Linked DNA regions of Homo sapiens: regions 1, 3, 4 and 5 are each linked to region 2. A link is a loop called in an ENCODE intact Hi-C map of the cell type or tissue named here. Cell type or tissue: endothelial cell of umbilical vein. All regions are shown on one strand. Region 1 overlaps OBSCN (obscurin, cytoskeletal calmodulin and titin-interacting RhoGEF). Region 2 holds the start of TRIM11-AS1 (TRIM11 antisense RNA 1). Region 3 has its middle 6.8 kb from the start of WNT3A. Region 4 overlaps OBSCN (obscurin, cytoskeletal calmodulin and titin-interacting RhoGEF). Region 5 overlaps OBSCN (obscurin, cytoskeletal calmodulin and titin-interacting RhoGEF).

Region 1 (5,000 bases), 160 kb before region 2:
TTCTGCTGTTGTTGGGTGGATCCTACCAGTGTCACTTAGGTCATGATGGCTCATGGTTCAGTTCATCTGTATCCTTGATGCTTTTCTGTCTGCCAGTTTTATCAGTTATTGAGAGAAGAGTGTTGAAATCCTCAGCTATGATTGTGGATTTGTCTGTTTTTACTTTCAGTGCTATCGATTTTTGCAGCATGTATTTTGAAGTTACATTGTGAAGATCATTTTGTCTTCTTTGCAAACTGACATCTTTATCCTTATGTAATGTCCCTCTTTCTCCCTGGTAATTTTCTTTGTTCTGAAATTTTCGTTGTTTGATATTAATATGAACAAACAATCCAGACTTGTATTATTAGTGTTTGTATTACATGTATTTTGCCATTCTTGTACTTTGAACCTGCCCATATAATTATATTGGAGGTGAGTTTCTTGTAGATAACATGTAGTTGGCTCACTACTTTCCAACTGATAATCTCTGTCCTACTATGGATGTATTTATTCTATTTTCATTTATGTTGTGATTAATATATTTGGATCCAGGTTGACTATTTTATTACATTTTTCTGTTTTTTCCCCTTTTTTTCGGTTCTTCTGTTTCAACTTTTCTGCCCATTTTGGGTTATTTAGATTTTTTTTTTTAGTATTTCTTTTTAATGTATCTATTGTGATTTTTTTTGGTCACCTATGGATTGCACTTAACATACTTAACTCTTCATCATCTACTTAAGATCAGTATTTTATCACCTCCACTGGAATAGAGAACTCCTACCATCACATAGGTCTCTTTTACTCCCTGACCTTTAAATTATTATGGTAGTTATCTTACGTATTATCTCTACATTCACTGAAAACCTCATCAGATAATATAATTTTTGTTTTTTAACTATGAAATTTATTTTAAAGAACTCAAGAGGAGGAATATAATCTGTTTTATTTGCCTAGATGTTCAGCATTTCTGTTACTCTTGCCTCATTCCTGCTGTTGCAAGTTTCCCTGAGATATCATTTCCCTTCTGTCTGAAGGACATCCTTTAGCAATTCTTTTAGAGCAGCTCTGCCATCAGTGCATCTTCTTAGTTTTCCTTTATTCAGAATGTGTCTATTTCACCTGCATTCCTGAAAGATATTTTTGGAAAATTGAGAATTCTGGGTTGATGGTTCTTTTCTTTTAGCACTTGAAAAAATGTTCCACTTATTCTGGCCTTCATGATTAAAAAAATATTTAATTGACAAATAAAGATTGAATATATTTAAGCTGTACAACATCATGATTTTACACACACACACACACACACACACACACACACACACACAGGGTGAGAAATTAACAGTCATTCAAACTGTTCCCCTACAAATAATGTGTTGGTCTTCTCTGCTTGCTTTCAAAATTTTTTTCTTTGTCTTTAATTTTTAACTCTTTTAAAATGATACATGTGGGTGTGGATTTTTTGGGGTTTATTCTGTTTGGGGCTTGCCAAATTCATCTAATCTGGTTTATGTCTTCTTCCAAATTTGGGAGATTTTTAGTCATTATTTCTTCAGATTATTGTTTCTGAACTATATTTTATCTTCTGCTTCTAGGGATAATGACTTCAATGTTAGATCTTTCAGAATCATCTTACAGGTCCCTGAGGCTCTGTTTTTTTGTTTTGTTTTAAATCCCTTTCTCTCTGTTGTTTGGATTGGATAATTTCTATTGATCTGTCTTCAATTTCACTAACTTTCTTCTGTTATTGATATTCAACTATTGAGCCTATACAGTGAATTATTTCAATTACTATCTTTTCTTCTTATAAACTTTCCACTCAGTTTTTCTTTATATCTTCTCTTTCTTTGCTGAGACTTTTTAATGTTCCCATTCCTTTCAAGGGTATTTGCTTTTACTTGTTGAAGCATTTTTGTATTAACTGCTTGAAAATCGTCAGATAATTCCAGCATTGGTGTCATCTTGACGGTGGTATCTGTTGGTAGTCTTTTCATGTGCATGCTACTTGATTCTTCCTATGCCCCGTAATTTCAGATGGTGTCCTGGGTATTTTGAAGACTATGTTACATGACTTCAGGTCTTCTTTACATACTAGGGGAATGTTGATTTTTTTTTTCAAGCTGGAAATCAGCCTAGTTGACTTCTGTGGGTTGATGTCTTCAAAGCCTGTGTGGTTTGATCTGTCCTGCCCGTGCACCTCCTGTGGTCGTGTGTATGTGGGCAGTGCTTTGTCCCCGAGTACAGTGATGTGTGCCTCTAGGGGGAGCCCTGGAGTTCTTGAACAACTTTGTGTTCTATTTTTCGAGCATCTCCCTTTCCAGGATCCTCTCCAGGACTTTCTGCTTTCCTGGAGCTTGCCTTTCAGTTCTACAGACAAAAAACTGGAGCTTTGTGTTTGCTGCCCTGATCCTGCTTCTTATGGTTGCAACTGTATGTGCCAGAGCTGAGCGCCAGGAGGACAGAGAAAAAAAAAATCAACAGTGCTTACCCTTGAGATCAGAGCCCCTTCCATTGAAGAGGAGTGTTTCCCTTTTTTTTTTTTTTTTTTTTTGAGATGGAGTCTCGCTCTGTCACCCAGGCTGTAGTGCAGTGGCACAATCTTGGCTCACTGCAACCTCCACCTCCTGGGTTCAAGTGATTCTCCTGCCTCAGCCTCCCAAGTATCTGGGACTACAGGCACCTGCTACCACACCCGACTAATTTGTATTTTTTGCTTTTTGATTTTTTTTTTTTTAATTGAGACAGGGTCTCACTCTGTTGCCCAGGCTGGAGTGCAGTGGTGCGATCTTGGCTCACTGCAACCTCTGCCTCCCAGGTTCAAGTGATTCTCCTGTCTCAGCCTCCCGAGTAGCTGGGATTACAGGCATGTGCCACCATGCCTGGCTAATTTTTGTGTTTTTAGTAGAGACGGGATTTTGCCATGTTAGCCAGGCTGATCAGGTGATCCATCCGCCTCAGCCTCCCAAAGTGCTAGGATTACAGGCGTGAGCCACTGTGCCTGGCCACATATGGCTAATTTTTGTATTTTTAGTAGAGGCGGGGTTTCACCATGTGGCTAGGCTGGTCTTGAACTAACCTCAAATGATCCACCCACTTCAACCTCCCAAAGTGCTGGGATTACTGGCATGAGCCATTGTGCCTGGACAGAGTGTTTCCTTTATCAGGAGTTTAGTTGTTCACACCTGCATGGTCTGGGGTGTGAGAAAGAAGAAGAAACAGGGGTGTCTTCTGTCCTCTCTGAGCACTTGTGCTTCCCTCTTCCATACCTTGAGGGAGGCTACAGGATTCACTGGGAGCCCGCTCTGCACAAATGCCCGCCTCTGGGTTTTGGGTGCACAGGTCATGGGATGAAGGGTGCTGGGACTTTGAATGCTGTTCCTCTGCCGCCCCCATCCACCTGCTGCTCTCCTTTCTGAGTGTTCAGATAGCAGCTCCTTGGTCTCACAGGTGAGATGTGGGGTGTGCACCTCCAAGAGTGGAGCCACCAGTAGGTGCTTTTGAAAACTGCAAGTTTTATTATAAATATGCAAATGAACCCAGACCTTGGCATTTCTTGCGTGAGACAAGTCTAAGCATCCTTGCGAGGGTATTTGTATCTCATTCAGGCGAATGTCGCAGGTAAACCACCAGGTAGGTAGCTGGGGACCTGATTCAGTGGCTTAGCTGCACTGAGGGGCCACCGAGACTGCTGCATGCCTCCTCCCTAGTGCAGCTGCAGGCAGGCAGTCACCTGTGCACTCACACACACATGCATGCATACAGTGCACTTACACACACATACTCTCACACACGCCTACACATACATGTGCACACACATGCTCACAATGCACTCATATGCACACACACATTCTAACATGCACACCTACACACACATGCACTCACACGTATGAATGTACACACATGCACACGTGCACTCACATGCACCTACACACACTTGCACAACATACACATGCACTCACACATACACCACCCACACATGAACACACACACATATAAACTCACACACACACACTTGCACATACATGCATACATATCCCAACAACACATTTACATATGCATAAATACATTTAAATACACACAAACAACACACAAGACATATATACACACACATACATAGACACACACAAACCTAAACATAATACACACACAATACCTACATATGCACTCACCTACATATATACACGCACAGACACCTCACTCCCACATACACCTATATACACATATACCCCCATACACACTTATACCATATACATACATTCAAACACATGTACACTTGCACACATACATATACACATTTAAACACATATACACAAACGTACACACATGTGCATACACATGCTTCATCTCATACACACAAATACATGCATGATACACATACACATGAAAACACACTTAAACATACACACTTGCTCATACATATTACATACACATATTAAAACACATTCCCATTCTCAAACACATCCACATGCAGTGTGATTGTGAGTGATTTTGTGAAGTGCATATCAAAGAGACACAGTTTCCCTGAAAGTACTTTGTGAGTCCTTCTCTAAAGCAAACATAACAAATGTCAAAGAGCTTGGGGAAGCCCTCCCTTGGTGATCAGGCAGATTCGAGGGCCATGGAATGAGCAGCAGATGTAGCTGCCCAGCTGGTTGAGTATGCTGCGGCTGTGTGACTGGATTTGCATCTGTGCTCATGCTTAGAGGTGCTCATGCGGGATGCTGGTCTGCCACATGCCCAGTGCTAGCACCGCTGCTGAAGACACGTTGCTGACAGGCTGCTGTGTGGGTCCTTGCAAGATCCTCGCAGTGCCTGAATCCATACCCGGGTCCCTGAGAACATCTGGCTGCAGAGGTTCGGCTCTGGGACTCCTCAGCATGCTCAGTGAGGCGGTAACACTTAGTCAACTTGGTTTAAAAACACAGCAGCTCTTTTAGTGATCGTTTTGAAGACAGGTGTGGACTTGGAGGTGCATTTGAAAGCTGGTGTCCACTCACTTGGGCTGTCCTGTACACCTCCGG
Region 2 (5,000 bases):
AGGGAAAGCACAGGGATCCGGGGCACGGCGGGGACAAAGCTCCACACCAGCACCAGGAGGCCTTCCTCCAGATGGCAGGGTTGCCCAAGCGAACACAGGGCACCTGGGAAGGGACAGGACATGGGAGGCGTGGAAGCAAACAGGGTGTGCGGGGCTTCTCTGGGTGCCTGGAGTGCACGGGGCTGGGTGTGGGGTGACCAGAGGCTCCGGGCACTGCTAACATGGGAGGCAATGGGCTCCGTGGCCACCCAGGGCATAAGGGGATCTAGGGTGCGTGGGTGACCCATGGGCCCTGGGGGGTCTGCTCACTGGGAGGCTGCAGGTGTGGGAGGATGGCATTGGGCACACAGGGGGCATGTGGTGGGCAAGGGTGAGATGGGGAGGGTGCAGCATGCAAGATGGGCACTGGGGTGCAGGGGGCTCAAGGGCGCAGGGGGGCACCAGGACGGTTGGGTGCTGCACAGGTGGTGCTGGGCACCCTGCATGCAGCCCACGGCATGACAATGTCCCGCAGCTCTTGGGACATCATGGGCACTCTGAGGGTGGCCAGCTACTGTCAGGTGGGCACAGCAGGTGTGGAGGAGAACATGCAATGGGAGCCTGCACAACAACCCTGTCTTTGGACCATGCTTGACGGTGCATTGGTGATGTACTGTGCAGACCTCCAGACCTGGTCCCATTGCAGAGGGCCTAATCTCATTCATGAGGGCACCACTTTCATGAACTAATTACATCCCCAAAGCCCCATCTCCTCATAACATGAACTTGCGGTGAGGATTTCAACATATGAATTTGGGGGAACCTAAATATTTGGTCAACTGCAAGCTGCACACAGTGGGGCTCCCTGACAGTGCAGGACACAGTTGTTCAGGCCGTTCACTGTCACCTCCTCTGAGAGACTGGCTCCCTGCTCAGGGTCCTGCATGTTCCCATCATCTTTCCACTGCCTGGAAGCATGGGTGACACCCACAGGGCCTCAGCACTCAGCAGGGGGACATCCGGAAAGATGAGTCATGAAGTCTGCCCTTCTCTTATGGAGTGTGCAGCTTTATTTTAAAGCTATGGCCAGAACTATCCTGGGTGCACACCCGTGGTCTCACCCACAAGGCTGCCCCCGGCTGTTACCACCAGCCAGATGGGCTCTCCGCTCTTTGCTCAGGTGTATGGTCCTTATGTGGAGCTGCTGAAGGAATTGTTTTTTGAGATAACCTGGTAAATGTTTCGTGTTCCACTGTGCTTCATTACAGTCTCCTGAGTATCATTTATTTAGTCATTCTCCCATTCTTGTCTTTTTTTTTGGTAGGGGGATAGGTGGCATTACCTAATACCATGTTGAACAAGATCAGCAATTCTGAGGTGGCGGGGGCTGCCTCACTCCAGGAGGCACAAACGCAGCAGACGGAGTCTTCAATTGGAGGGAAGCCCTGGACACAGCCGCTTGGAAACAGGCTATGGCAATACTCACCGCACCAGGCCTGGTGGCTCAGCCTGAAATCCCAGCACTTTGGAGGCCAAGATGGGTAGATCGCTTGAGCCCAGGAGTTTGAGACCAGCCTGGCCAATAGTGAGATTCCCACCTCTCCAAAAAAAAAAAAAATTAGTTGGGTATGGTGGTGTGCGCCTGTAGTCCCTCCCAGCTACTTGGGAGGCTGAGGCAGGAGGATCTCTTGAGCCCAGGAGTTCAATACCAGCTTGTATAACATGGCAAAACCCCATCTTTACAAAAATTAGCTGGGCATGGCCCCATCTGTAGCGTGCACCTGTAGTCCCAGCTACCCGAAAGGCTGAGGTGTGAGGATCAGCTGAGCCTGGGAAGTCGAGGCTGCAGTGAGTGAGCCGTGATTGCACCACTGCACTCCAGCATGGGTGACCCTGTCTCAAAAAACAACAAACAAACAAACAAAAACCCCACCCCAACACAGAGAAATGCCCAGTCCCCTGGTTTCCACTCAGACTTCTCTTTGTTGCAGCTGAATGAAACTGCTGATCTTGTTCAACATGGTATTACATAATGCCCCCCCAGGCCCCTGCCAAAAAAAAGACAAGAATGGGAGAGTGACTGAATAAATGATAATCAGGAGACTACTCGTTAAGCACAATGGAATGCAGGAAACATTTACCAGGATATCTCGAAAAAAACATTCCGGCAATAGCTCCACATAAGGAACATATATATTGAGCACAGAAAGTGGAGAGCCCATCTGTGCCTGGGTGTGGGAAGTGGCTGCCCGTCCCGGCCCTTACTTTGCCTGAGCTTCCCGCCTGCCCCGTCAACAGCCTCCCTGGGGCTCTGCCCTCTGCTGGGCAGTGGGGCACCCGCTATTGTTCCTGGACTAAGCAGGCACCAGCAGGATGACTTGTAGACAACAGCCAAAGTTTATTTAACGTGGGAATGCTTACAATAAATAAAGCAGAGGGGTAAAGAGAAACAGAACAGTACCTTGAGGACAAAGAAACCCCAAACCCAACACAAAAATCAACTCCTGCCTTCTTCTGTATGCCCCAGGCTCTGAGAAGCCACTGTTCCTCCCCAGGGTAGAGAGACTGCAAGGCCGGCGGCCAGCAGTGCACATCCCCAAGCAGCAGCTGGGACCCTGGGTCCTGAGGGGCCACTGGAGACCTAGGAAGCCTTTGCAAGGGCAAAACCCAATGGCAACATGCCCACGAAAGCTTCAAGTCAGAACGTGGGCCTGCAAAAGACATTTCTGGGCTCTGCTCTCTCCTCTAGGCCCACACACCTGCTGAACAGACATCTGTGCCCAGGCACCTCCCAGAAGCCCCTTTATTATAGGACATCTACTCTCTGTTCCTGTCCTCACTGGCCCCTCCCATCATCTCTCTGAAGACTCTTATTATGGCTGCCTCCTAATTCTTCCAGAGCAGCCACACCCAGGACTGTGACGGGCTCTCACCCACTGTGGGGTCACAGACAGGCATGGGGCTGGCTCCCATCCCAGCTGCCTCCCCCAGCATCTTCAGAGGTGGGGTACACAAGACTTTCAGGGGGCTGGCAAAGCTGCAGGAACTGTGCAGCTTAGGTGAACCCTGGATTCTGCAAGCCCCAGTGGAGTTTTCTCAGCTTCTGGAACCACAGGCCAGAGCTGCCGGGGCAATGGGGCTCCCAGCTTTGGTAAGGGCTGTTGGCATTAAGTGGCACCCGGTGGCTGGAGGGGTCTCCCAGGGAGGACGGAGCCTGCCCCACACTCTCCCACAGTTTCCTGGAGTGCTAGAATTGGGGTTCTCCCACGCAGGCTCAGAAAGGCACCAGGAGTTCCTCCTCTTGCTCAAAGGACACACTCCCTCCTCCCAGGTCCTCCAAGTGGCCAAAACACTCAGTGGCCTGGAGGGGCAGGAGAGGCAACAGGACTCCTCCAGGAGGGCCCGAGTCACTGGGGAGCCAGGGTGTCCCCGGACCCACCTTTCGGCCGGCAGATAGTCATCGGGGTCGGGCTGCTGGACAGGGGTGAGAAGAGGGGCCGCAGCGTCCCCGAGAAGGGGATCTCGGGAAAGATGAATAGCAGTGACCCATCGGTGGCACTGTAGAAAGAGAGATGTCCAGCCTCGTAGTCCAGAAAGATCCCCACGCGCCTGGGTGGGTCCCGGAGTGGAGCCAAGGCCCGTTCCGAGGAATTGTAATAGCTCCCCAGGAAGACCAGGATCCAGAAGCCGTTGCCCGCGGACAGCTCGCCCTTCTCCTTCCTGTTCACGTTCTCCCTGCACACCCCCAGGGCCCAGCTGGTGCGGTCCCCAACCTCCACCTCCCAGTAGTGGCGGCCTGAGGTGAAGCGCTCCTGGCCCAGCACGCAGGGGCCGGGGTCAAAGCGCTCTGGGCTGTCCGGCAGGGCCTGCCGTAGGTCCCCCCGCTGCACGCTCCGCCTGTCTTCAGACAGGATCAGCTCAGGGTTGGCGGTGTCCGGGTCCAAGGTCACGTCCCCTGCAGAGAGAGGCCCAAGGTCACCCAGGCACAGCCACAGGCAAGCTGGGGCCATCTGCCCATGTCCTGGGCATGTAGGTACAATCCTCCCAGTCGGACGGCCTGGCTCTCTGCCCTGGGCCTGTAGCCTCACAACCTCCTGGAGTAACTAACTGTCTCCAAGTGGACATCCTCTCCCCACTTAGCTACGTCCAGTTGCAACTTACAATGTCCTACAAATTGGTCCATGTTTTGCCTTCAGATATCAAGAGGGAATCTTGGTTGCTTTTTTTTTTTTTTTTAAAGAGGCAGGGTCTTGCTCTGTGGCCCCAGGCTGCAGTGCAGTGGTGCGATCATGGCTCACTGCAGCCTTGATCTCCTGGGCTCAAATGATCCTCCCGCCTCAGATCCTCCCAAGCTGCTGGGATTACAGGCGTGTGCCACCATGGCTGGCTCATTTTTTTGTTTTTTATTTGTAGAGATGGGAGTCTTGCTATGTTTCCCGGGTTGGTCTTGAACTGATGGCCTCAAGCAATCCTCCCGCCTGAGCCTCTCAAAGTGCTGGGATTACAGAGGTGAGCCAATGCATCCAGTCTGTTTTTCCTTTCAATCTCCAAATGAAGGATGTGAATTAGGGCAGCTGTCCCAACCCTGACCACTCCGATTTCAGATCTATCCACCTCTGGAGGCCTGCACACAGTTCCTACACAACAGGCTCCTGACCTGCTAGCAAGAGCTGAGGATAGTACTTCCTTTGGGTGACTGTGATACAAGACTCAGATTTGGGTTTTGTGCCCAGTTCCTGGCGCAGAGCTCACAGAACCCTGGGAATTTCCTGACTGATAGAAGCATCTTGTGCTATCATAAGATGCCCCTTTCCATCACACCTGAGTTGATGCCACTGCAGTGGCTGAGGTGGGGACCTGAGAGCCCAGCATAAGGCCAGCCACCAGAAAGACCAATCCTGTCAGTAGAGGGCGGGAACACTCAGCCCCAGCCTCTGACCTCAGGAAGGGGAAAGGGGTCTGAGGTTGAGCCCCATCACCAATGACCAATGATTTAATCAATCATAACCATGTAATGGAAC
Region 3 (5,000 bases), 390 kb before region 2:
ATTAAAGAGTTGGAAATACTCATGAGTATCTCATGAGGCCAGAATTACCCTAATGCCCAAATCAGACAAAGACATTATAAGGAAAAAAAATTCTAGATCAGTACTTCTCAGGAACATAGATGCAAAAGTTCTTAACCAAGTTTTAGCATATCCAATCCAACAATATATAAAGAGGATGATACACCATGAGCAAGTGGGATTTATCCCAGGAATGCAAGGTTAGTTTAATATTTGAATATAAATTAATGCAATTCACTATATTAATTGGCTAAATAAAAACATATAATTGTCTCAATAGATGCAGAAAAATCATTTAATAAATTCCAATATTTATATAAAAACTCTCAGCAGATTAGAACTAGCTGTGAACTGCCTAAACCTGATAAGTGGCATCTATGAAAAACTTCAGCTCACATCACACTTTAATAAAACACTGTGTGTTTCCTCCCTAAACATCAAGAACAACACAAGCACATCCACTCTCACCACTTTTATTTGACACTGTCCTGGAGTTTCTAGCTAGTGCAATAAGACAAGAAAAAGAAATGAAAGGCATCTAGAATTTAAAGGAAGAGGTAACCTGTCTTTATTCACAGGTAACACAATTGTTTATATGGAAAACGCCAACAAATCTACAAAAAAGAATAAGTCTGCTGGAACTAATAAGTGAACTTAGGACAGTTGCAGGAAACAACATCAATGTACTAAAAGTCAGCACTTGCAACAAAACATGGAAATGGAAAGAAATAATACCACTTTAAATAGCTGATAGCTTCTGGACTAAGAGGAAGCTGCAGGTAGAGGGGGCAGGTGGAAGATTTAGGAGAGTATGGAGGTGGTTGCTGAGCCTGATATGAGAAGAACCTGGACAGAACAGGAACAAATGCTTTGCCGAAGCTTCTGGACCCACTGGGCTGGAGGACAACCAGCAAGGAACAGCAAGGAAGGAACCAGCAAGGAAGCTTCTGGACCCGTTGGGTTGGAGGACAACCTCAGCAACCCTCTGAGGAGGGAGAGACAGAAACTCTCTGCAGAGACTGCAGGTTGTGACACAGAAGCTGATGGCCTCGATTTCCCTCCATGAAATGGGACAGTAGGGTGCCGTTGACAGTCAGAAAGGGTGTGCAGGAGGTGGATGCTAGGGAGGAAGCCCACAAAGGGGCTGATGGACTGGCCTTGTAAGAAACAAAACATCATGTCTCCTTGGAGCCATGTCTCCTGTGCCTCGCCAGGGACAGTGGGCCCCAGCTTCTTCGACCAGGGAAGATGGCAGTCAATGGATACCCCAATGGCTTTTTCTCTTCACCTGTTCCCCCCACTCTCCTGTTCCCTAGAACCATGTTCCCACATAAACCACCTGCACTCACTACTTGTATCATGTTCTAAAAATCCCACCATGTCCCTGGAGCTCAGGATCTTCAAGGCCAAGGGGAGGCCCTAAAGGTGAAGTTGGGGGTGAACCAGAGTGAAGGAGAGCATCTCCAGTGATGAGGGAGTCCAAGACCCATGATCCTGGGTGATGGGGGTGGACAGGAGGAGCGTGACTGTCAAGCTGCCCAGGCCCAGGCCCATGTGTGAACAGCAGCCCTGTGAATCTTGCTCTTGGCCTCTGAGCCTTGGCTCTGGCTTATGCTCCAAAGATGGTGACACTGCATCTCCTGTGGTCTCAGGGATCAGCTGGGTCATGCAGGTTTCAGCAGGGGTTGTGGTCACCACTATTCCCATGAGAGAGGTCATACCCACAATGTAAAATCCCACTTGGGCTGCAGGACAGCCAAGGGCTAGGGAGGAGGCGCCGCTCATGTCACCCACAACCTTGCCCAGAAGGGGCACTGCCTCTAGGGGAAGATTGGACCCAGGCACCCCTTCAGTGCCGCCCTCCTCTGGCATCTCCACTTGGTGGCAGTATTGGCCCAGAAGCGGAACTCCAGCAAGCAGCCACCAACCGGTCCCTAAGAGCTGCTGTGGCAGCAAAACTTAGCTCTTTCCCAACAGGAAAGTCTGGGGAGTCTATTGCCCTCATTTCACAGGGAAGTAAGTTATGGCCTGGGAACCAGGATTCTGGATAATTAATCTGCAGGATTCCAGAACTCCATGATACTGTGATTTTTTTTTTTTTTTTTTTGAGTAGTGGTCTCTCTCTGTCACCCAAGCTGGAGTGCAGTGGCACAGTCATGGCTCACTGCAGCCTCGAACTTGTGGCCTCAACCAGTCCTCTCACCTCAGCCTCCTGAATAGCTGGGACTACAGGTGCATACCACCATACTCAGCTAATTTTTTATAGAGACGGAGTCTCACTATGTTGCCCAGGCTGGTCTCAAACTCCTGGGTTCAAGAGATCTGCTGGCCCCAGCCTCCCAAAGCACTAGAATTACAGGCATGAACTACCTGTCTGGCCCATTGTGATTTTTTTTTAATTCTCAAATTTGATTTTCTTATGGTTCTAAGACTCTCCATCTATGGGTCCATGCTTGAAGAACCATAAGATTCTAAGATCAGAGGGTTCTACTGACTCAGTTCCCCTGCATCCTATAATTCTGTGTTTGGATGATTCCAGCATTTCATGGCCATTTCATGGGATCAACCAGGATTAACCACATGGCTAAAGGGAGAGGCTGATGGCCCTACTTCCATGGTTCCCAGATTCCATCTTCTCTTCCTCATAGGGAGGTCCACAATTCCCCACATATCACCAGGCCACCTGCAAGGAGAGCAGGTCCAAGAAGTCACCTTGCAATGAGAATGAGATCGTGTGCCTCCTACATCATGCCCTAAGGGAGAGAGGACAGCATGGAGCTAGGAGGTGGATGGCTGGGGTGTCAACTGAGAAAGACATGCCTGTTGGACCCCAGAGTTGACTTTTATGGCATCCAAGAGCTGCCTGTGAGAACACACATGGTTTGATTTGTGAAGGGATGTTCACACAACCATCATGCGTCAGCCTTCTCAAAGGTGGCGTTCGTAGCACAGCATGCGAAGGGCTTTGAGTCAACAGACATTCCTGGAAAGAAAGCAGTGTGGGGGTATGGAAGGATCCCTGGAGGCTGGGACCTGGAGACCAGGGTCTTTCCTGCGGGCCCATTGCTCCTTCCACTTTGCCTTGAGCCCACTCTTTCCATACAAGGAGAGGCTGACCTAAGGTTCCAGTTGCTTTCATCAGGTGGGATCTGGTGAAGGGTCAAAATGGAACTCTAAGATGGGTAGTTGAAGGGGTGACACCCGAGGAGAGAGTGATGTCTCAAAACAGACTGAATTATTTCCCAAAGAGGTGCCCCAAGCCCCTGCAAATGCACTCTCTAGGAAGTCTGGCCACTGGGCCCCTTGCCCTCGTCCCACAGGGCAGCTCAGAAAGGCAAGCTCATGAGGACCGGCTCGTGTCCACCTACCCCCCTCATTGCCTACAAGGACTCCCGAGCATGCCCCCCATCCTGGCGCAATCTTCTGCCCTGGAGCCAGGAAAGGATGGCCTTCTGAGTTGGAGTCCTGCAGTCGGTCTTCCAGTCTTGGAGGGAAACATATACTCTACAAATGGTGAGCCTCGGAGAGAGCCCAGCCCTGCTGTGCTGCCTCCAGGAGGTTCAGGCGGCTATGCCTCCTCATTCAGCCTCACTGAGCCTTTTCCACTTCCAGAACATGGTGAAATTCACTTCCCTCTGACCACACAGTGCTTGGTGGATCACCGGGCACACAGTGGGCCTACAGTGGGCATGGTAGTCGCTGTCATCACTCCGCTCCAGGAGCCTTCAAGAAATCATCTCATCTGACAACCCACATTTACCATAAGGACCTTTTGGAGGCCAGGCGCAGGGGCTCACCCCTGTAACCCCACAGTTTGGGAGGCCAAGGCAAGAGGATTGCTTGAGCCCAGGAGTTAGAAACTACAGTGAACTATGATGGCACCACTGCACTCCAGCCTGGGCGACGGAGTGAGACCCTGTCTCAAACAAATAAAAAAGAACCTTCCGGAGAACTGAAGGAAAGTGGAAATTTGATAAGAGATCTGGGCTGGAGAGGAGAAAAGTCTTTTAAAATATAAATATAACGGCAAGCTCAGAAAGATAGATACAGGGCAATGGTAAGAAGCAGACAGGTAACCAGATTGGGCTAGTGGGAGATGCTCATTGAGACAAGCAGTGCAGTGGTGTGCCACTGTGAGGGGGAAACGGGGATGGTGCCCCCGCCATCCTGCTTTGTGACTGGCGTGCACGGCAAGGGGGCAGAGCAACAACTTCTGTGGGCTGGACCTGCCCTGGGCAGGGGCCACGGGGAGGCCACAGACTCCGGTCTGAATAAATACACAGCAGGAACCCAGAGCTGTGGATATGTAGACCCCACACACAGCCTCCCACAGAGGGCAGGTAACCCACAGGAAGACAGACAGCCCTGAGCTCACAGCCATACCTGCAAAGCCCTGCCAGGACATACCCACATCAGTAATGTCCACGGGGGCTCTCATGGTGATATTAACGCGGAGGAGGTAATTCCCACAGTGCCTGAGCTGAACAATGCCAACAAAGGTGGAGACGGGGCGGAGGGACAGACAAGGAATGTAGAGAGGGGCTGCAGACAGGAAGAGCAACTCACAACTGTGCAGGAGGGCTCATCGGCTGTGACAGGAAAACACACAGAGACTGATAGAAAGACAGGACAGCCATAGACAGGAGGTGGGAGGCAGACAGGTCTGTGGCCCAGAGACCCTGTCTCACCACAGCAGCTTTGGGGAAGCAGGTGGCCACGTCATTTTCCTTGTCTCTGTTTGGCTGACCTGTGCATCTCAGGCCCAGCCCTGGCTGCTGTTTTTCCAGCTGCAGTTCCCAAACTGTGTGCTAAGGCACCCTGGGACGCCACAGCAAATTCCCAGGGTGTTGCAGAATATCACGCCTGTAATCCTAGCTCTTTGGGAGGCCAAAGTGGGAGGATCACTTGAGCCCAGGAGTTCAAGACCTGCCTGGGCAACATGGTAAGGCCCTCGTCCCTGCAAAAAAAATTTGTTTTAAAGA
Region 4 (5,000 bases), 130 kb before region 2:
CGTGGTGGCTCATGCCTGTAACCCAAACGCTTTGGGAGGCCAAGGCAGGAGGATTGCTTGAGCCCTGGAATTTGAGACCAGTCTGGGCAACATAGCAAGACCCTGCCTCTAGAAAATGAAAAATTAAAGAGCTAGGCATAGTGGTACATGCCTGTAGTCCCAAGCTCCTTGGGAGGTTGAGTTGGGAGGATGTCTTGAGCCTAAGGATTGAGCCTGCAGTGGGCTATGATCACACCAATGCACTCTAGCGTGGGCGACAGAGTGAGACCCTGTCTCAAAAAAAAAAAAAAAAAGAAAGAAAGAAAATTGGGCAAAACACTTTAATAGTGACATCACAGAAGAGTGAAGACTCCGTCCCCAAACCATCAGAAGGTGCCCAGCTTGACAGTCCTCCCGACAGGGACCCAGGAAGCCACAGGAGGCCCAGGCCCTCTCCGAAGAGGCCAGAGCTGACCCTCCTGACAGTGGCAGGAGCGGGAGTCTCAGACTCTGGGGCCCTGGGGTGAGGACGTGCCCTGCACAGTCCCCTGGGGAGACCCCGGCACATCCATGAGCGGAGATGTGCAGGTGTCAGGACCCCAGTCCCTGCCCTGGAGGATCTGTCATGGCGGCCCTGCCTGGGGCAGCCCTTGGTGCCGTGCGAAATGGAAGGAGAAACTGTGTTCCTTGTGCTGGGAGGTGGTGGGGCTTCTCCTGACCACACAGCCAGTGCAGAGCCTGAGGCTGGTGAAGGTTCTCTTGCTCCCTCCTCCCTGCCCAGGCCTTCTCTCCCCAGTGCTGCCTTCCTGACCTTGATGGTGGTGGTCACCCTATGCATCCCTGCCTTCCCCAGAGCCCAAGGCGGTGTTTGCCAAGGAGCAGCCAGCGAGCAGGGAGGTGCAGGCTGAGGCGGGGACCAGTGCCACGCTGAGCTGCGAGGTGGCCCAGGCCCAGACAGAGGTGACGTGGTACAAGGACGGGAAGAAACTGAGCTCCAGCTCGAAAGTGCGAATGGAGGCCGTGGGCTGCACACGGAGGCTGGTGGTGCAGGAGGCAGGCCAGGCGGACGCCGGGGAGTACAGCTGCAAGGCCGGGGATCAGCGGCTGTCCTTCCACCTGCACGTGGCAGGTCAGTGCTTTGGAGGTCCTGAGGAGCCTCTTCAGAGGTGATGGTGCTTCTGGCTCGTAGCCCCAGCATATCTCTGTGCACTTTCCTTCAGCCTTCATGTCTCGGGCTTCCCATCTTTCCACTCCCATTTCCATCCCTGTGGCTGGGCCAAGGGAGGGGTGTGCATGGGAGGGAGAGGGGCTGTTCCTGCAAACCCGGAGGCATGTTTGTACTTGGTAGTGCGCAGTCACACCTGCGGGGCACCTTCCTGGTTTTCTTAGTGTCCAAGGAGGCTCGCTGCCCCTGGCACTGGGGGTTGAGGTGGACCGGGTGTCTGTCACATGCACAGAGGTGAATGTGCTGTTGTTGAATGTCTGGTAGCTCCTGAGTCCTCACCCTATGGAGCATATGGCTCTTGCCAGGGGGAGGGGAGATGCCTCCATTTCATCCAACCAAGATCATGGGAGTTTTCAGTCACCGAATTGTCCTTGGAATTTTCCCAAAACTAAAATTTGGCTTATCATAGTTTTAGAGAAAGGGGAACACTCTTCCCTCTTCCCATATGTTACAAAATGTAGATCCCTGATTTGTTGTGATTGTGTGAATCGTAAGGAGTGGCGCCCCAGTGGAGATGTGCCTGCAGTGCATCCATGGGCTTAGAATACTATTTCTAAAACAAAGCATGTTTTCCTTTTGTCCTCAATTGGAGTATTTGGTGTCAGTGTTCTTGTAGTTTGATTTAGAAATGGAAAAGAATAAGTAGAGTAGGTGACACCACCACACTTCGTCAAAGGCGAGTTCCCTTCATAGCAGCCTCTGTTTGACATGTGTATTTACTTTATAGAATTTCCTAATGGTTACTGTGTTTGAGCCTCCATGGCTGCTTCATAGAGAAGTCTGAGAAACAAATTTATTTTCCTTTCATTAAGACAGTCTTACTGTCCAGTAACCCTGGCTGTAGGTACTACACTGACCTCTAGATGCCACCACATAACAGTTTGTTATTGCATCAGCATAGAGTGGTTTTGGGGGTGTATATACACCCAAAACCTCACTCTGTATTTTTGTCAAATTTTAAGAGAATATGACAAATTATTTTATAGAAATACATTTGTGGTAATAAATTTTATAGTAATAAATTTGAAAATATTGACAATTTGGCCAGTTCCTAGAAATATATCAAAAGTGACACAAAAATAAGTAGATAACTCTAGTAGTCCTAGAAACTTAAAAAAATGGAACCATGAAAACCATCTGCTCATAGCAAAAGATGTAAGCCTGGTGGCTCTAATTGCTAAATTATACTAAATATTTAGGAAAGAAATTATTCTATGTTCATACAGATTCTTCTACTAGGGAACAGAAAAGCAGATATACTCCCCAGATAGTCTTGTAGAAACATGATATAGCCTAGGGCAGTGGCTCATGCCTGTAATCCCAACACTTTGGGAGGCCAAGGTAGAAGGATCACTTGAGCTCAGGAGTTCGAGATCATCCTGGGCAACATAGCAAAACCCTGTCTCTAAAAAACAATTAAAAAATTAGCTGGGTGTTGTAGTGGGTGCCTGTAAGTCCTAGCTACTTGGGAGGCTGAGGTGGGAGGACTGCTTGAGCCCAGGAGGTTGAGGTTATAGTGAACTATGATGGCACCACTGCACTCCAGCTAGGTCAACAGATTGAGACTCTTGTCTCAAAAAAGAAAAAAAAAGAAAAATAAGAAATATAATATGGATATCAAAATATGACAAGGAATGTTAACAAGGATTAAAATTTTAGACCAATCTATTATGGATATCAAGGCAAAATATTAGCAACTGAATTTAGCTATCTATCAAGAGGATAAGACCCTCTAAGGAAGGATGTAGTCCCAGAATGCAAGGCTGGTTTAGTTTTAGAAACAAGTGCATCTATATAAAGGATGATGGAATTGGATGCAATGAAAAAATTATGTGATCTCAATAAATACAGAATACAATGTTTGATTAAATTTAATATTAAAGTTCAGAGGTAATATTTGATAAAATTCAGCATCAATTCATGCCATGAAATTCTTAACAAATTATAAAGTATCGTTCTTTAATCTGGTCAGTGGTACTGCAGAAAACACCAGGTAACTGCATATTTAAAGAGAACCTTGAAAGCTTTGCCTTTGAGATAGGAATCAGCACGTAGAAGCCAACCATCCCAACTTCCATTCAGCACTGTACAGCAGAGAAAGGAGGAAAAGAAAAGAAAAGGTATAACACTTGGAGAAAAACATAAGTGGGATTCACAGATTATATGAGTATCAATTCAGAAAATCCAAAAGATAGATAAATAATAAGATAAATAATAAGTTATAACAAATAATATGAGAGTTGAGAAACATCACATAGAAATTCAACATGCAGAATACACATATATATGTATGTATGTATATACGCATACACACACACACTAGCAACACAGTTGTAAAATGAAATTTTAAAAGATTTACAAGAGCGTGAAAAGCATCAAGTATAGTAAAGATGTCTGATACCTCAGTGGAGGAAAATTGTCAGATATTTTTGTTGTTGAGTCAGGATCTCACTCTGTCACCCAGAGTGGAGTTCAGTCGTGCAATCATGGCTCACTGCAGCCTCAACCTCCTGGGCTCAAGAGATCCTCCCACCTCGGCCTCCTGACTTGATGAGAATACAGGCGTGCACCACCATGCCTAGCTAATTTTTTAAGGAATTTTTTTGGTAGCGACAGGGTCTCACTATTTCGCCCAGGCTGGGCTCAAACTCCTGACCTCAAGCAATCCTCCCACCTCAGCCTCCCAAAGTGCTGGGATTACAGGTGTGAGCCACTGTGCCTGGCCATTGTGAAACATTTTTGACAGACAGTAAGAAGACCTAAATAAATAGAAACCCATGGAAGACTCAAATATGTTAATGCCCAGTCAAAACCCAAGCAAATGTTTCTCTTTGGGGAGGTGAACGTTGAGAAGCAGATTCTGAAGGCCAAGTGGAGTAACACACTCTTGAAGAGCCACTTGTGAGCATTTGTCTACCAGATATCAAGAACATTCAGCTGCAGGAATGGAGACAGCCAGGCACAACACAAGGACAGTTGTCAGACCAAAGGGACAGAATCGTGAGCTCATGATCAGACCCAAATACATGGATTCTCCCTTTTATTGCTTCTTGTTTTTTTTGTGTGTGTGTGTTTTGTGTGTTTTTTTTTTAACCTTCACACCTGCACAGGCAGTGGAGAAAGGATGATCTTCTAAAAAAAAAATAGTTCTTTGATTGTTTAACCTTACAAAAATTTAGACTAGTAACTTATTTCACACTGAAAAGTGAGTTCCAGGAAGGTTAGAGGCCACAGAGTATAAAAGGTAAAACCATAAAGCCTCTAGATGCTAACATAGATTGCTAAAAACTTCAGGGAAAGGAAAGATTTCTTAAAACTAAACAGTGGAACAATGGTATATTTAACTACATTAAAACTAAAACTTTAATTTGTCAAGACATCATTTGAGAGCGAAAAGGCCGGTCAAGGACATGGGTAAGATGTTTACAAATACACAGTTATCATTTGCTAGCATTTAAAATATATAAAGAGTTCCTAAAAATAAGGAAGGAAAAGACAGAAAAGGCTACTGAAAATTGGACAGAAGCCTGAAGAGCGACACCCCAGAAGAGCTGACGTAATGGCCAGAAGTGGTGGAAAGGGCTCCACCTTGCATGTCACCAGGCAATGCATGACAAAGCCCAGGCCTTCCCCGCAGAGGCCAACGCTGACCCTCCTGACAGTGGCAGGACTGGAAGCCTCAGTACTCTGGGGCCCTGCAGTGAGGACACGCCCTGCCCAGTCCCATGGGGAGACCCTAGCATATCCTTGAAGGGAGCTGTGTAAGCATTAGGAACCCAGTCCCTGCACTGGAGGA
Region 5 (5,000 bases), 170 kb before region 2:
AGCCCGTCATCAGTGGGCTCCAGCCTGAGCAGCCTCTGCATCTGAAACTTTAGTTTCTGTGCTCTGGAGTCTCTGACTGTGCATCCTTCCCTGTCCATCCCCAGAGCCCAAGGTGGTGTTTGCTAAGGAGCAGCTGGCACGCAGGAAGCTGCAGGCAGAGGCAGGAGCCAGTGCCACACTGAGCTGCGAGGTGGCCCAGGCCCAGACGGAGGTGACGTGGTACAAGGATGGGAAGAAGCTGAGCTCCAGCTCGAAAGTGTGCATGGAGGCCACAGGCTGCACGCGCAGGCTGGTTGTGCAGCAGGCAGGCCAGGCGGATGCCGGGGAGTATAGCTGCGAGGCTGGGGGCCAGCGGCTCTCCTTCCATCTGGATGTCAAAGGTCAGTTGATAGAGCAGACATTTGAGCATCTCATGGGAGCAGGTCTGGGGGCAGTGTTTCAGCGTAGGCTGGGACAGTGCTTGGCGGCCTCCTGAGGGCCTGTTTCAGTTAATTATCTGCTGCTGTGTAACAGATCACTCCAAACTTAGAGGCCTGAAAGAATGATCAGTTTACCTGTCACCATTCTGCAGGTTGAGAATTTGGTCAGGGCTCAGCAGGGGTGGCTCATCTGTATTTCATGTGGTGTTGGCTGGGGCTGGGGGATCTGACTGGCCTCATTGGTGCACCTGACTGAGGTCCAAGCTGGGATGGCTCCAGTGGATGGGGGATGGCCAGGACAATGGACCTGTCTCTTCTTGTGCTGTCAGCTGGCTTCATTTCCATGCCTGCAACCTCATTCCTCCATGGTTGCTCTCTTTTTGGACTTCTTTCCATGGTGACTGGATTCTTTTCCTAGGGAATGGTAGAAACTATGAGGCTTGTTAAGCTGGGTTCTCAGGACTCCCAGAGTGTTACTTTCCCCCATGTCCTGTTGCTCAAAGCTAAGCATAAGGCCAGCTTAGTCTGCAGGAACTAGGGTGTAGAGAAGTAGACCCTACTGTCAGTGGGGGAGTGGCATGTCCTGTTGTAGAACATTGTGCACCCAGGGTGTCTTGACTCATCACAACCTTTTTAACAGTCTATCATAAGGACATGGGATCTGTTTAATTCTCTGCCATCCTGAACATGTTACCTTTTTCTTTCAAATGCTTGCCTCATGGTCACAAGGTGGCTTCCATAGCTCCAGCCATCATGTTCAAGATGGGAAGATGTGGAAAGGGTGTGTATTAGTTTTTTTGTTTTCTGCTTATTTTTTTAACTGCTTTGTAACAAATTATCACCAACTTAGTGGCTTGAAACAATGCTCACTGAGTAGCTCACAGTTCTGTAAGTCAGAAGTGCAGGCGTGGCGTGCCTGGGTTCTCTGTTCAGGGTCTCAGAAGCTGAAGTCAGGTGCCTGCTGATTAGTTCTCTTGGTTCCTATTTCCAGCTTACCCAATTTGTTGGCAGAATTCAGTTCCTTGCAATTGTGGGTCTGTGAGCCCATGGGTCCAAGGCCCTATTTCTTGGCTGGCTGTCAGCCAGGGAGCTGCTGTCAGATCCTAGAGGCCACCTCATTCTTTGCCATGTGGCCTTCATCGTCAGGCCAGTAATGGGTAATCTCCCTTGTGTCAAGTCACTCTCAGACTTCAAATCTCTTTTGCCAGGGAAGAGACCCCTCCCATTTATGGCCTCACCTGATTAGGTCCAGCCCACTCAAGGTCATCATCCTTTCGAGGAACTTAAAGTCAACTGATATGAGACCTCATTCCATCTGCAGGCTTCCTTCACAGCAGCACCTAGATTTAGTGTTTGGGCATTCTTAGAATTCTGCCTCCCTCATTATGGATGTTTCTGGCTGTCTCTTCTGTTTGGAAAACAAAAACTTTTCTTGAAGTTGGGAGTACACCAACCCCCATGCCTCCCTGACTTGGTGGGGGTCTTGCAAGACCTTGCTCAGCTCCAGGTAGCCTGGAGAATGTGCCTATGGCCTTATAGCCTTGGCAGGGGGACGTAGAGGAGGAGGAGGTGGACCTGGGATGGGAGAAGCTGGCCTGGGACTGGCCCCACAGCCCATACCCCACAGCCTGGGTTTCCACCCCTTTCTGAGGCAGGCTGGCGGTAGGATCGGTGCATGTGTGGGGTCATACTGCCACGTGTGTCTCATTCCTGTCTGTCTGCTGAGTGACCTTGGGTGAGTTGTTGATGTTGTATCATCCCCAAATTCACATCCACCTAGAACCTCAGAATGGGGCCTCATTTGGAAACAGGGTCTTTGCAGATGTAATTAAGTAAAGCACCTTGTGATGAGGTCATGGACTAGGGTGGGCCCTGAATCCAGTGACACTGTCCTTAGGCAGACCGGGAGACACACACAGAGGAGGCAACCATGGGAGATGGAGGCTGACTCTGGAGTGATGCGGCCACAAGCCCAGAGACTCCGGGAGCCCCCAGGAGCTGGGAGAGGCAGGGTGGGTCCTCCCCTAGAGCCTCCTGAGGGAGCACAGCCCTGCTACACCTTGATCTCAGATTTCTGGCCTCCAGAACTGTAAGAGGATGATTTTCTGTCATTCTGAGCCACTTAGCTTATGGTGAGCTCTTACGGCAGCCCCCAGAAACTCAGACAGTTGGCCTCTCTGTGCCTCAGTTTCCTCATCTGTAACATGGGATTCATGATTGTGGCATCTGGGGACTGTGCTTGTGTAGGGCACTGTGAATTATAGCTGCTGGGATTGGGTTTTGGGGGATAAATAGGTCAAGGAAGGAGGGCAGGGCCAGCTTGGTGGTGTAGACACTGGCTAGCCTTCACCCCAGAGGGCCGTGGTGCAGGGTGGGAGGGGACAGAGGTGTGCCAGGCTGCAGGAGCTCAGAGGCACTAGCTGCCAGCAGAGTGGGCACCAGGGTGTCTGGAAAGGTGTCAGTGGCAGTGGCTCATCCAGCCTGTTTCCCTGTCTGTAAAATGCGGATCCCAAAGTGCACCCAGCTCTTAGGGCAGGAGAGGGGATTAACATGAGATGGTGCTTGGCAGGGGTGCACTAATTGCTTTATCCCATCTTCCTGCTGCTGTTTTTATCCCTAGGGTGACACACGACTCAGACACTAGGGGGCCCAGGCTTGCACATCTGCGGGCTCTGTCACATTTGTGCTCCAGGGAGAGAAGCAGACAATGTCTGCAGCGTGGGCCAGGGGTCCTGTGTGGCCACACAGAGGAATGCTGACGTTCAGCAAGTGCCTGGGTCCATGAGGGCTGCTAGAGCAGAACACCATAGCCTGGGTGGCTCAGGAACCACGGAAGTGTGAAGTGTGCTGCTTGCAGCTCTGGAGGTCAGAAGTCCAAGAGCAAGGTGCCAGCAGATTCCGTGTCTGGTGAGGCCGCTTCCTGTTTCATAGACGGTGCCTTCTAACTGAGTCTTCACAGTGGAAGGGGTGAGGGAGCTTTTGAGGTCTCTTTTATAAGGGCATTGATCTCATTCATGACCCAAGTGATTCCTAAAGGCTCCTCCTCCTAACACCATGACCTTGGGGATAAGGATTTCAACGTGGGAATTTTGGGGGCCACAGACATTCCAACCATAGCAGTGAGAATGTGGGAGCTAGGTTTTGTGATGCTCTCAGGGTTTTACCCCAAAGGCAGGACTGGCAGGCTAGCGTGTTCTCTGTGTAAGTGCTTTTGTTAAATTGACTTCTTAACATATTGTATCACGCCTATCTGCTGTTCGTGGAATGTTGTGTCCCCTCCACAGTTTATGTTGAAACTTAGTCCCCTGAGCAACAGTATTAAGAGGGGGCCTTTGGGAGGTGATTAGGCGTCGAAGGCTCCACCCTCGCGAATGGATGAGTACCCCTAGATTATAAAAGGGCAAGTTCACCACTTCCATCCTGTCTCGCATGTGAGACACAGCAATAATGTGCTGTCTTGGAAGCAGAGAGCAGCCCTCACCAGGCAGCTGAACCTGCTGGCACCTTTTCATTTGTTTGGTTTTTGAGACAGGGTCCTGCTCTGTCACCCAGACTGGAGTGCAGTGGTGTGACCATGACTCACTGCAGCCTCGACCGCCTGGGCTCAAGCAGTCCTCCCGCCTCAGCCTCCTGAGTAGCTGGAACTACAGGCACGTGCCACCATACCTGGCTAATTTTCTCAATTTTTTGTTTGTAGAGATGGGGTCTTGCTATGTTGCCCAGGCTGATCTCAAACTTCTGGGCTCAAGCAATCCTCCCACCTCAGCTTCCCAAAGTGCTGAGATTACAGGAATGAACCACTGTACCGGACCTGACTGATTTTTTAGAGTACGTAATTCAAGTAACATAAAATTCACCCTTTTACAGTGTACGATTTGGTGGTTTTTAGGTTGCGTAACCACACCACAGTCTAATTCCAGAACATTTTCATCAACCCTAAAAGAAACTCTATGCCCCTTCATAGTCACTCCCCATTCCCCTTCTCCTCAGCACTTAGCAACCACTAATGTGCTTTTTGTCTCCCTGGATTTGCCTGTTCCGGACATTTCATTTAAACAGAATCATATAATATGTGGCCTTTTATGTCTGTCTTTTTTTTACTGGGCATGATGTTTTCAAGGCTCATGATGTTGTAACATGTATCAGTACTTCCTTTTCATAGCTGAGTCACATTCCATTGTATGAACAGATCACATTTTGTTTATCTATGCATCAGTGGACAGGCATTTGAACTGTTGCCACTCTGGCAACTATACATAATGCTGCTATAAACGTTTGTATGCAGGCTTTGTGTGAATGTATGTTGTCAGTTCTCTTGAGTAGATACCTAAAGAGTAGGGTTGCCAGGTCATACGATAATATTATTTACCTTAGTGAGGAACTGTCAGACTGTTTTCTAGAGTGGCTGCACCATTTTACATTCTTCAATCAGCAATGTATGAAGGTTCCAGTTTCTCTACATCCTCACCAACTCTTCTTGTTTTTATTTATTTATATTTTATTTATTCTTTTTTTAGAGACAGGGTCTCACTCTATTGCCCAGGCTGGAATGCAACGGTGTGATCATGGTTCACTGTAGCA

What was found. Hi-C counts contacts between places; a loop is a spot of excess contacts. Peaks named below come from ENCODE experiments on the same cell type or tissue, not always from the same donor. Only the 100,000 strongest peaks of a DNase experiment are listed, where the experiment ranks them.
Region 1: it touches region 2 in a loop (6-fold over the local background); 2 of 110 quality-filtered maps call a loop at or near these places.
Region 3: it touches region 2 in a loop (18-fold over the local background); 4 of 110 quality-filtered maps call a loop at or near these places.
Region 4: it touches region 2 in a loop (17-fold over the local background); 13 of 110 quality-filtered maps call a loop at or near these places.
Region 5: a loop joins it to region 2, with 6 times the contacts of the local background. A loop is called at or near these places in 12 of 110 quality-filtered maps.

Annotation. Positions count from the first base shown.
Region 1 is chr1:228,234,749-228,239,748 of GRCh38, forward strand. All of the region lies in intron 10 of OBSCN (obscurin, cytoskeletal calmodulin and titin-interacting RhoGEF), which reads left to right. Among named protein-coding and RNA genes, the nearest start is that of OBSCN-AS1, 24 kb to the left of the region's middle. In endothelial cell of umbilical vein, a CTCF peak has its summit at 2,223 (motif pointing right); a DNase peak (open chromatin) is centred at 2,243.
Region 2 is chr1:228,391,319-228,396,318 of GRCh38, forward strand. TRIM11 (tripartite motif containing 11) reads right to left here. Exons shown (of 6, transcript NM_145214.3): 6 at 2,358-3,934. The coding sequence ends at 3,387. It overlaps TRIM11-AS1 (TRIM11 antisense RNA 1), which reads left to right and starts at 2,972. Exons shown (of 3, transcript NR_199157.1): 1 at 2,972-3,130; 2 at 4,393-4,488. RefSeq lists enhancers at 1-229, 230-785. In endothelial cell of umbilical vein, a CTCF peak has its summit at 2,293 (motif pointing left); a DNase peak (open chromatin) is centred at 2,283.
Region 3 is chr1:227,997,648-228,002,647 of GRCh38, forward strand. No RefSeq gene overlaps it. Among named protein-coding and RNA genes, the nearest start is that of WNT3A, 6.8 kb to the right of the region's middle. RefSeq lists silencers at 1,853-1,912, 1,953-2,002. In endothelial cell of umbilical vein, a CTCF peak has its summit at 1,899; a DNase peak (open chromatin) is centred at 1,904.
Region 4 is chr1:228,263,284-228,268,283 of GRCh38, forward strand. OBSCN (obscurin, cytoskeletal calmodulin and titin-interacting RhoGEF) reads left to right here. Exons shown (of 116, transcript NM_001386125.1): 18 at 833-1,108. It overlaps LOC124904535 (a long non-coding RNA gene), which reads right to left. Exons shown (of 3, transcript XR_007066916.1): 3 at 3,058-5,000. Among named protein-coding and RNA genes, the nearest start is that of OBSCN-AS1, 52 kb to the left of the region's middle. In endothelial cell of umbilical vein, a CTCF peak has its summit at 2,065 (motif pointing right); no DNase peak of the experiment used is centred here.
Region 5 is chr1:228,224,355-228,229,354 of GRCh38, forward strand. OBSCN (obscurin, cytoskeletal calmodulin and titin-interacting RhoGEF) reads left to right here. Exons shown (of 116, transcript NM_001386125.1): 10 at 105-380. Among named protein-coding and RNA genes, the nearest start is that of OBSCN-AS1, 13 kb to the left of the region's middle. In endothelial cell of umbilical vein, a CTCF peak has its summit at 3,062 (motif pointing right); no DNase peak of the experiment used is centred here.